2 separate regions of the Homo sapiens genome follow, and region 1 is linked to region 2. A link is a loop called in an ENCODE intact Hi-C map of the cell type or tissue named here. Cell type or tissue: mammary epithelial cell. All regions are shown on one strand. Each heading gives the region's core, and the rest is flanking DNA. Links, peaks and the distances in the headings are about the cores only.

Region 1 (5,369 bases), core at 269-5,268, 150 kb before region 2:
TTATTAATGATTAAGACAACTTGGCAGTTTGAATCCAATCAATCAAGAATGTGCAAAATCCATTTCATATACATTGGTACAATTAGATACTGACAATAAGGCTCTTTCTTACCTTCCATTTGTACTAAATATGATAAAGATAGCAAGAATACCTTAGCTATTTTCGAGGCATTTTCATCTACATTACTTTGCAATCCCGAAATAGGTTGTGCTTTATTCTGACCCTTTACAATTACCAGAAAGGAATGCAGAGCTTGACAACTTGCAGAGTAATAGAAAAACCTTGATTTTTCATTGCATTTCCCCTTCTGACTTTCTTAGGATCTGAGGGACGACCCTTAACCTTTCTCAGTCTCACTCTCCTGTCTCAAACAAGCTATAATAAAACTTTATTCCAGTCCACTGGGGTATTAGAACAATGAATCTGATAGGATGTCCCTAACACACTGTACTGTGATCTCTATAGGGAAAGTTGCTATAAAAATAAAGACACTGTTGTTATTCTTCCAATTGAGTTATTTGCAAATGGATCTTCTTGATGGAGCCCAGCCCTCCGATATAGAAAAGAAAATTCTATCAGTCCTCTAGGGTACAATTGCCTTGTGGCAATTATACCCATAACCACATTTCCTTATTACTATTTATAAAAGACTGTGGAGTTCAAGGGGAGGCAAAAAGGGAGCTTAAGAAAAAATATGCTGTTTATTTTCAACAGAAGATGCTGAAGTTGCAAATTTGGAACTCAAGGCTATAGGTAAACTTTGACAGAACATGTGTTCCAAATTAGTGTGGTGTTTCTTAGCTGTGTCAGAAAGTCAGAGGTGTCCCTGAGGCTGCAGCGCTTTAGCAAATTTTGGAAATAACTTGGGGAAAAAAAAGGTAAATTACACAGTTAATCTGGTCCTCACTCTACGAATGCTACAAAACAATGACGAAAAGGTTCACGGCTAGACCATTCTCACCAAGAAAGACAGCATATCTCGAGGTACAAAAGGCACAAAAGAAAATTAAACTGAGCTTAGGAAGAAAGTGCTATGGACAATTTTACATGAAAAGCCAAAAGGGAATGTTGGGGCTACGTTGAACTTTCCTGGAGTCTACAGACAGAATACACGTTGCCCCCTATATTCATTACCAACAGCCATAAGAATTAGTAGGTGGCTCAGGTTTAGGCACTTTAAGAATTCCATATTCCTCAAATGGAATTTTTTCAAAGTAAATAATAAAAGCTTTGCTTTATGAAGTATTAGAGAAATGGGGTTTCCCTTCCATAACAGAAATCACTAGGCCCATCACACTGCACGTCTCCAAGGAGCATGATTCACAGTGTGGGCTACGGGGAGGGAGCCTTCTAAAGTCGTTTCGGATGTTCACTATGGCATTCTACGTGTCATTAAAAAAGCCTTATAAATCATCCTAAAATTTAGAGTTTAAACCTGGAACAATTACTTGGATAAAGTTTCTTATGTTAACAGGTTTTTAAAAGTTCAATTTTCAGAAAAGTGTTTGTTGTCAGTGGAGATCTGCATATAATCTAGATTCCAATTAAACACAGAGCTCCAAAAAGACCAATTAAAGGAGAAGTAGAACAGCTTGCCGTATCATGACAATAAATGCTACTTGCCTTATTGTCATTTCACAATCAGTGACATTCAGTCCACAAATTCTAGTGAGCATCAGATTCACCTGAGATGCTTGTTAGAAATTCAGATTCCTCGACCTCACCCGCAATGACTGGGACTCGTACAGCAATGCTGGGGCCAAGAAAGCGCTCTCAACAAGCACCCCAGGTAACTCCCGCACATTGTTCTCAGCCAGTGTACAAGGGACTTGGCTGCTGATGCTTGCTCACAGACACCAAACTGGAAAGCAAAAGGCAGTATGTGACTATAGAGTCCTGAAAACACAAACAAACAAAAATGCAGTCCTTAAGCCAAAACCAATCTCCACTTTTCTCCCTCTCCCTGCCATGTGATGCACCAGCTTTGGCCAAAAATCACATGTGTACAGTGAATCCTAAAAAGCAACTAAATCCAAATCCACACTGAACCATTCTGAACTCTATCACACTTCACAGAGCTTTAAATAGAATTCTACTCAAAACATCACACCCTGACTGGCCAAGGGATTCTTTGGGTTCTGTTGCTTTATCCAAGTGATCCAAAGTGACCCAGGTTCCATTCTGCAAGTTCGCTTCTACAGCTTTTTCCAAGTCGAACACAGAAGGATTAAAAAGAAAACACAAATATTGGCATAGGTGACTTGAGGTTACTTGACCTTTCTGAAGGAAGATTTTTTGGCAATTGTGTTCTGGCAGCTCCCTGGAAGGCAAGGCCAGGACACAAAGAGGAAGACAGGAAGCCGGGAGCTGGCCATGTGTCCTTGGCAGGCAGTAGTGCGGCAGGGTGAACCACCTCATCCCTGCCAAACCAGAAACAGTGGGGAAAGCCCAGCTAATTGGCAACTCACAGCCGGCTACAGTGTACATCCTCGGCTTTAGATGCCTGATAAAGTTAAATGGCCTGCCAGACCCTAATCTACTTAAACAGGATCCTCCTTTACTTTCAAAAACTTAACTCACCCATTTGTGTTTCCTTAAGGAAGTGGTAAGGCAGCATCTTAGAATGTTAAGAGCTGGAAAAATTAAAAACAAAACAGCAAAAAAAGTAAAGATGTGTTGGAGTCTCATTATGCTTATAGCCGTTTTACTTTGTGAAAGGGCCATGTATGTTTGTGCTTTTGGTTTTAGCTAATAAGACTTCCACTTGGTCATTTATTTTTATTTAAAAGAAATTCTCAAGTCAACATTGCAGACTGATTATGACTTCAGTTCATTGGAGGATCCAGGATCCATTTTTTTTTTAATTTCACAAAACTCCTGAAGATATCCAAGGAGACTGCAGAGTTGCACCCAGTTTCCACTCAGCTATTGTTTTTACTTACACATTAGTTGGCTCAATCATATTTGCTAAGGTATTTCTGTATGTACTAGCATAAAATCACCACTTTCTGAGTCTTTTACAGCTAAAATAGGGAATCACGCAGGGAGAACAGGAGCAGAAGGGATTGTCCAAATAAACTGTTCCTTACTGCTGCTGCTAACAGAGTGAATCCAGGGACCTGGAGCCTGGAGCATAATTTTGCCCCTAGGTCTGAAGGCCTGGTAAGAGCAATTTAAAGGGGTGTGCTCAGTAGTTGGGCATATTTCCTTCTATTTTCTGTGAAACTGTTCATGCCTTCTTCAAAACTCAAAGCAAAATTTCAAATTAGCTTCTCCTCCTTAAAATATAGTAGTCAATGGTGAAATTTGATGAAGAAAATGCAAATTTCCTCTCAGAACTGGTAGAAGAGAAAGATTACAATAAACATAATCCACTGTTTTCATCAGAAGTTTCTTAAAGTCTACAGAATATTCATCCTTTAAGCAACCCAGGACCCCAGAATCTGTTTCAGTGAAGTTAGACCAAGGAATAAAACACAATACCAAAACTCACATACTCTCTGATCACGATGTGAGATAAGAAAATAATAATCCTCATGCCCAACACTAGCTCTCAGGATCGGTAAGTCTAAGTATGTGTTTCAGCTCCAAAATTACTATTTTTTTTAAAACACGACTTGACTTTCCCAGACTCTACTTAGTTGACTTTTCACACTAAGTATCCCTAGCTTTTGGAAATTCTCCTTCCCTTTTCCTTTAGGGCACCACTCCTTTCTTAGGTCCAATCCTCTATTTCTGAGGGCTGCTTTCCTGTCTTGATGGCTATCTCCTTCTCTTCTGTTGGTCCCTTATATGTTGGTGATCCCAAAGACGATCCATCCAACTTGGCCATCTTCTTGTCTTTGTACATTCCCCCTCAGCAAACTCAGCTAGGTCCATGTTTACAAATACTACCCGTTTTTTGAGAACTCTGTATCTCCATATCTAGCCCTAACCTCTTCTTTAACTGCAAAACTCCTCCTGATGTTGCTAGTGCACAACCTTTGTACACTCTTGCCTCCCCGCAACCAATCCATATCTCAATTAATGGCATTCACAGCCATTCAGTTTCCCAAGCTGAAAATGCTCATTCCAGAAACCCCAACTCCCCAAAGCTTCACATTCAGTTGTCAGCCCAGACTCTATCTTCCTTTCAAGCCTATTTCCCCATCTCCATCCCAACTGGTGCTAAGTCCCTTATTGAGCTTCACATTTTTACCTCACAATAGCCTCAGCCTCCTCAGGCCATTATGATTCACTCTTCACACTATAACCAGACTCCATCCTCTGCATAGCCACCAGGAATCACAACACTTCACTCCTTAAAACACCTTGGTGGCTTCCAATTGCTAGCTAGGATAATCTACAACCTCCTTAGTACAGCATTCAAGGTGCTCCATAACCTGGCCCCAGCCTAGCCTCACTCTCACAGAAACCATCACCCTTTACCCTCCCCCTCACACCCACACCCAACTTCCTAATATTCTTCTTAACAGTCCTAGAATATGCCGTGCAACTGCAGGTCTGTGCCCTTGCTCATAAGGTTTCTATGCCTGGAATATCCCTTATTTGATGCAAGACAAACGCCTAATTCATCTTTAAAAGCTCTTGAATTTCGTCTGTTACAACCTTCCTGAACCTTATTGCCCCATCTAATGAGACCACCCTCTGGGGCCCACATGGTCTTGCTCACACTTTAGTGCAGGGCCCGACCAGTGCATTATAGTTGGTTGTTTATACATTACTTCTCTCCAAGATTGTGACCTCCTGTATCCCAACTTACCCTGAATAATTTTGGGAATCTATTTAAATGGCATACAAATTTATCTTGGATGTACTATCCATGAAGAAACTGAGACAAAGAGCATTAATTCCCAAAAGAAAGACAAAGTAACCTTAAAAAAAAAAAGTCATAATGAGCTATCAATTTATACAGGTAATTAACATTCAATATTCTGATTGTGACATATACAGATGATATTTATCCATTCGTTTATTTTTTTGAAAAGGACTGAACACCTACAGTGGTCCATGTATCATCCTTGGAACTCAGTCTACAACAGTCAATAAAAGATGATTTGTTCTTGTCTTCATGGAGCTTATGGTTTCATTTGCACAATGTTGACTTTCATTCACTTGCTAGCAGGTAAAATGTGCTCTCTATACAATTTACAAATAAGCAGAATCTGTAATCATTATATTTTGAAGATAAAATTGATACTTTTCACACACACACACACACACACACACACACACACACAAAGATTTAGCAGTGGGACAAACTTTTTCATTTAATTTTTGTTTATAGCAACTAAAACATGAGAGACTAAAAGCCACAGACTGCAAAAGCATTGTTTAGCTGTGATAAGCAGAATGTGTAAAGGTGGTA
Region 2 (5,369 bases), core at 83-5,082:
AGGGGTTCTGGGAGTCCGTCTTGGGCCACTCTCCTGAGCTCGGCCTCCCTGGGGGAACTGGCCATTAACACACTTTCGCGGCGGAAGTGAGCGTGTTGAAGGGTACAGTCACTAAATTGAAAGGAGAGCTGCTTTTTATTCATTTGAGTAGAGGTAAGAGAAAGGGGCATCTCCAAAGCCTTTAACTTTTTGTTCCCACGGAGACTCCTAGCTTCCTCCTGTCCCAATAATTTAAATAGGTTCTAGTGCAAAGGAGGTAGCTTCTGTGGGAAATGAAATTTTAAAACATCCCCAAATTCATCTACCCTCGATTTTCAATTCCTCTCTAACCTTGCCCTAGAACACAGCCAGCTCTTTTTCTTAATCCCATCTTTCTCCATTCTTGCCTTAAAATCTCCCAGTGAAATCTAGGGTACCGGAGCTTAAAAATAAATAAATGCAATCAAAGGGTCTGAGGCTATGCGAAAGGTGCAGAGGAGTGGAGTAGGGAAAGGGAAGCAGGGGTTCCTTTGTGAACGGGATCCTTTATCTTCGAAGCAAACGCAAATCAGAGCCGTGCTTCTGCGCTCCGAAGTGCGGCTGCCACATTTGGAGAGAGCGGGCAGCGGCTAGCTCTGCGGGTTTGGGGGTGCTTCTCCTCTGCCCCATCTCCGTGGAGTTTGGTACTTAAAAGCCCAGTGTGTCAACCGCTCAGACTTGAAGGTGGTTAGGTAAAGAGTTAAGAAGCGAGGCGGCTTACACCCATAACTTTATCCTCCCCCTCACCTGTATTTTTCTCCCCTCACACCCCTCCCTCTTCAAACGGCCTTTCAAAGATGACTTAGGGGTTCCACGAATGTCGCTGCACGGTTTTGCTTCTCCTCGGGTGCCATTTCGAGGAGCCTAGAAACTTCCTGCCTTTCTGGTTGACCCTCCGCAGGGCTTTCTCTGACACCGCCATGGTGGCAACATGGGCCAAGTGGTACAGGGACCAGCCTAGCGGGTGGGAGGCCTCGCCTGTGGGCTGAGGAGGCACGACCCTGATCCCCGGCGCGCACAGTAGAAGCGGGACCTGTGCTAAGCCACGGGAAGGGGGGCGCGCCGCGGGCGCGGGGGGCGCGTGGGGCACGTGTTCACCCCAGCACTGGAAAGAGACTTGCGGTGGGCGCCGGAGTCAAGTCTCCTGATGTTCATGCGGAGGGGAGAGGATTTGTAGCCATCTTTGCTCTGGGTGGAGATTTCATATCCGCAGTCACACGAGGTAACCGACACCCCCCCCCCGTAACCTGAGCTAAAGGTAAAGGTGATCCTGAAACCGCTTGCCCCTGGGAACGTCGCTCCGGACGGGCGTCATCTGCCACGTGTGATAGGAGCCGTCTGGCCAAGTGGAAAAATCTAGGCTAAGCGCAGAGCACAACCCTGGCAGGGTCAAGTCCGATTTCAAGCCCAACCCGATGGGATTCAGAAAAGCCCGCCCAGCGTCCCCAGGCCCAGCAGTCCACGCCACACCGTCGGCGACGGATTTCGTTTCTATTCCCCGCACGCGCCCCAGCAACGCAGAAGGAGATCCAGTTTCGCCACAACGTTCCCGTTGGCTTGCTGGTTTGAAAGTTGAAGCCCCGGGGTAGTAAATTTGGCTACAAAATCTCAAATCTCGTTAATCCTAGACAAAATAAAAACATAATAGGCCACAAATTAACTAGCTTGGGGCGGTTTCTGTGATGGTCACCTGGCGGTGCGCAAGGAGTTATAGAACCTTGAGGGGGGGATCTTTTCTATCTCTAATTACCTGTATGTGTAAAGAACTCAAGAAGACGTCAGAACAGGGTCTCCTATCAACTGCTACCTATTGCTGTCTCGCAAACATCCCCCTAAACCCGCTGCATCGACAGCTTCGGGTGAGGGTGGGGTAAGAGGCACTTACTGTGAGGCCGAGCTCCCGCACGAATTAGCCTCACAACAGGACCTAGGTCTCCTAGGGAGACGAAACTAGGCCAGCGAAATCGCGGCCAGGGAGCCCCTGGCCCCCACTCGGGAGACAACCCGCCCGGCGCGAAGGGTGCGTCTCCTGAGCTCCACGCCGGGAGCTGGAAGGCAGGCAGACGCGCGAGGCTTGGGAAGGGTGGGATCTTAAAAAAAAAAAAAAAATCTTAAAAAAGAGAAATAAATTTGAACAAAACTAAACTACAAGCCCGCAGTTCCCCGCCGAAAGCGAGGTGGGGGAGGAGGGGGCGGGAACGGTCGAGGCACTGAGAGTGGGGGATGAGAAACGAACTCCGTCCCCTGCACAGTCAGTGCCTTCGGGGGCTCCACCACCGCGCGCTCCCACCCTCAAGGTTTGGACTCCTAGGGGAGGGAGAGGACGGGAGGGAGAGGAGGATAGGTGGAGGGGGAAGAGGGACTCCTTTTCTCCTCCTGCCAGCGCCAGCTGGGGCAAACTTGAGCTGGCAAAGCGCGAGAAAACTTTTCTTTGGAAAGTTTAGGTAGCGCAGTTAGTGGCGGAGGCTCAGGGCAAGCTAACAGTGCTGGGGCGGGTGTGGAGGGAGTGAGCTGGGTGCGATTGGGAGAGGGGAGAAGGGAGAAGGGAAGGAGTGGCCAGCTCCCTAGGCGGTTGAAGATCCAAGTCTCTTCGGTCAGGTCCGCCCAAGGTCCCAGAGGCACTGGGGGGTCGGGTGACTGTGCGGAGTGTAAAAGACATTTCCTTAGGAAACAGACAAGGCAGGGCCAGGAGTTCCGCGGTTTTTTTTCCGTGCAGAAATCACTACCCGGCGACGGCTCAGGGCGGTAGAGGGCAAGTCTTATCTGCCAAGGCGGGATTAGATTCTCTCGCCGAGGGTCCCAGTATCCCGCCGCCCAGCAAGGGCCGAGCGCGCGCGCGCGCCAGGGAGCTTTGGAGCGACGCGCGTAGTTTCGCGTCGCACGCGGTGTCTGGTCTCCGCGCACCACGTGCGCTCGCGGTCCTTGGCGGGGACGTTGGTGCTAGCGATCCGACAGAGCACCCAGGACTAGGTTTTTGTGATGCCCTAACCTGGGCATTTATGCTGGGGGCGGAACGAAGTCGCCCAACCCAAGTTCTCCCTGCACCCTGGGAAGGAAATGTGGTGCGCCCTCTGGGGCGTGAGGCCGCCGCGGCCCATTCTACACACCTACTGGCATTCCGCTTTTCCTTACTGTGCGCCAGGGGAAGGCATAATTCAATTATATCATACAACTGCAGCGCACCCTTTTCCTTTTTTGCTTTGAGGGGAATTTTCCAATTCCCAAATAAATACCTATGGCTCTAAAGCCGAGTTGGGTTCTGTAGTAACTACCGGGGGTGAAAAAAAAAAAAGACCCCAAATTGGCTGTGAGTTTACAGCCTGAAGCAGCTTATTTAGGCTCGCTGAGCGCCGTTCCAAACGGCAGGGCTCACGCTATTTCGGGAGAAGTTGGAGGGTGGAGAGAAAACAAGGTTATTTAAAGTGACTCCCAGAACGCAGCTTTCGTTCCTAGACTCTTTAGGTGTCAGTGCTTCGGCTCCAGTTTAGCACGGCACAGGCGGCCCAGCCTTTGATATTTAAGCCAGGCCAGCGCCCGGGTGAAACTACCTGTTGGGGGATTCTGCCGCCTGGAACCCTTCTTCTTCTGCGCAATACTGGCAGCAGTGGGATGGCTCTGGGGGTGCCACGCGAAGAGAGAGGGCGGAAGAGCCGGGAGCAGCGGACAGTCAGCTGCATGTGGCAGTGCCTAGCGAGCTGCTCCCGCGCCTCTGCTCGCTCTTTGAAAACTGGAAACAGCCCCCTGTGCTCTGTGCTGGGCCCCTGGCTGCGGAGATGGGCCCAAACTCGGCACGATTCTCTAAGTTCGGAAACCACGAAGCTTGCGCCTTCATGCGTGTCTAACATTAAAAACAAAAAAACCTCCTGGCGGCTTCCTGGGCTCCCGCCCCCACCTTGCGCTCCAACACCCGGCACTTTTCCCTGTACCGAAATTCACTTTACTACTTCTTGAAATTCGGAAAACTCCACCGACGCTTGGACTCGCTGCAACCCAGGGGCTGCCTAAAGCTCTCGCACGAGTTGCTTGAGGGAAATCACTCTCTGCTCTTGCGAGCAAACAGATCTCTGTATTTTTAAACAATCTAACTGAATGGGGGAGCGAAGCTAGCGAGGACAATTTGAGCAGTCTTTGTAGCCTGTTGGGAGAATTTTTGGAAGCTAGCGGGGTGGGGGTTTGGTCTCGCATGCGAACCTGTGGGAAGGACAGTTCAGGCTGGGCCCTGGGGCTGGAAGTCTCATTTGAGGAGCACACGGTCCCGAGAATGGCACGTATTTAACAACCTTCTTTAGGGCAAACTCTGCAACGGAGCCCGCCCGACATTAAATTTAGGGGGTGTGGAAGCGTAGACTGGGTTCAACCGGGAAATTTTCCCCGAGACGCCAAAGGCATTCCGCGTTATGTTTCCCATGCGGGTTTCTGCTTTTTGATAGCGAACCCCACTCCGTTTTGGGAGCAGCGAAATTTTGGAGAGCCCCAAAGCAGGGCTCGTTTGGGGTCCAAAGGGAAGAAAAGACTTGATCTGTGGCTGGGGAACAGCGGCACTTTATTTCCTGGGGCATGCACTTACATTCCCTACGGCCACAAAGCACCCAGCTGAAAACGAAATGTGGGCAAATATTAGGTAACTACGGAGAAGGAGGGAAGTTAGCCTCATCTTGTTTAGGATACTCGCTTTAACAGCGAGGACTGATGGGCTATGCGGAAAAAAGAATTTATTAGTGACAATTTCTTGCATAGGGATGAGAGTTGAGACTTCGAGCTAAAAGACGGCTCAGAACGCTTCCCGCGCGGCAGTCCCCCGCCTCCCTTAAAAAAAGTCATCCTGTCAATATTGGCTCTTAAGTCACACCCCCATTACCGGTCCACAGTGGCATTTCCCTTCCCCGTGTGCCCCTTTCTATACCCACTCATCTGGGCTTTGGATTGCCCATGATCTCTCCCTGCCTGGAAAAACTCGTGCAAACTTGCCCTTCACCAGGCACGCACGCACGGGTGGGCTTTCCCCAGGAGGGTCGTTTGGCGGCCCCGGGGACCCTCCTGGGCCTGGGAAACCCGGAGTATTTTCCAGCGCTCAGCCTCGGTGCCTCTGTATTATTTCGGTTCAGTCCCAGGGGCCCCGACCCAAGGATAATAAACAATGCCGCTTATTAGAGATACAAACGGGCACAGAAAAGAACCACACGGAAAAGCAAAGCACAGAGGCATTTTAACAAGTGGTTAGGCATTCAGGGCAGCCTGCGAAAGTGACGCAAAATTAAAAACGAAGGGCGTTTCTCTAAGAAAAAAACAGACTTTCACAGAATGCAGATTTTGTTAAAACATGATGGTTGGAACTACGTTTAGTTTGGTTT

What was found. A loop is a pair of places that touch in the nucleus more often than their neighbours do. Peaks named below come from ENCODE experiments on the same cell type or tissue, not always from the same donor. Only the 100,000 strongest peaks of a DNase experiment are listed, where the experiment ranks them.
Region 1: a loop joins it to region 2, with 2.1 times the contacts of the local background. A loop is called at or near these places in 1 of 110 quality-filtered maps.

The regions. Positions count from the first base shown.
Region 1 is chr9:14,196,924-14,202,292 of GRCh38, forward strand. All of the region lies in intron 2 of NFIB (nuclear factor I B), which reads right to left. Among named protein-coding and RNA genes, the nearest start is that of NFIB, 110 kb to the right of the region's middle. In mammary epithelial cell, for the core only: no CTCF peak of the experiment used is centred there; a DNase peak (open chromatin) is centred at 2,418; H3K27ac peaks cover 2,788 bases.
Region 2 is chr9:14,345,041-14,350,409 of GRCh38, forward strand. The region is part of intron 1 of NFIB-AS1 (NFIB antisense RNA 1); the gene reads left to right. It also overlaps a transcript of NFIB not described here. Among named protein-coding and RNA genes, the nearest start is that of NFIB-AS1, 31 kb to the left of the region's middle. RefSeq lists an enhancer at 3,762-4,261. In mammary epithelial cell, for the core only: a CTCF peak has its summit at 3,093; DNase peaks (open chromatin) are centred at 2,601, 3,011 and 3,551; H3K4me3 peaks cover 4,014 bases; H3K27ac peaks cover 1,876 bases; H3K27me3 peaks cover 443 bases.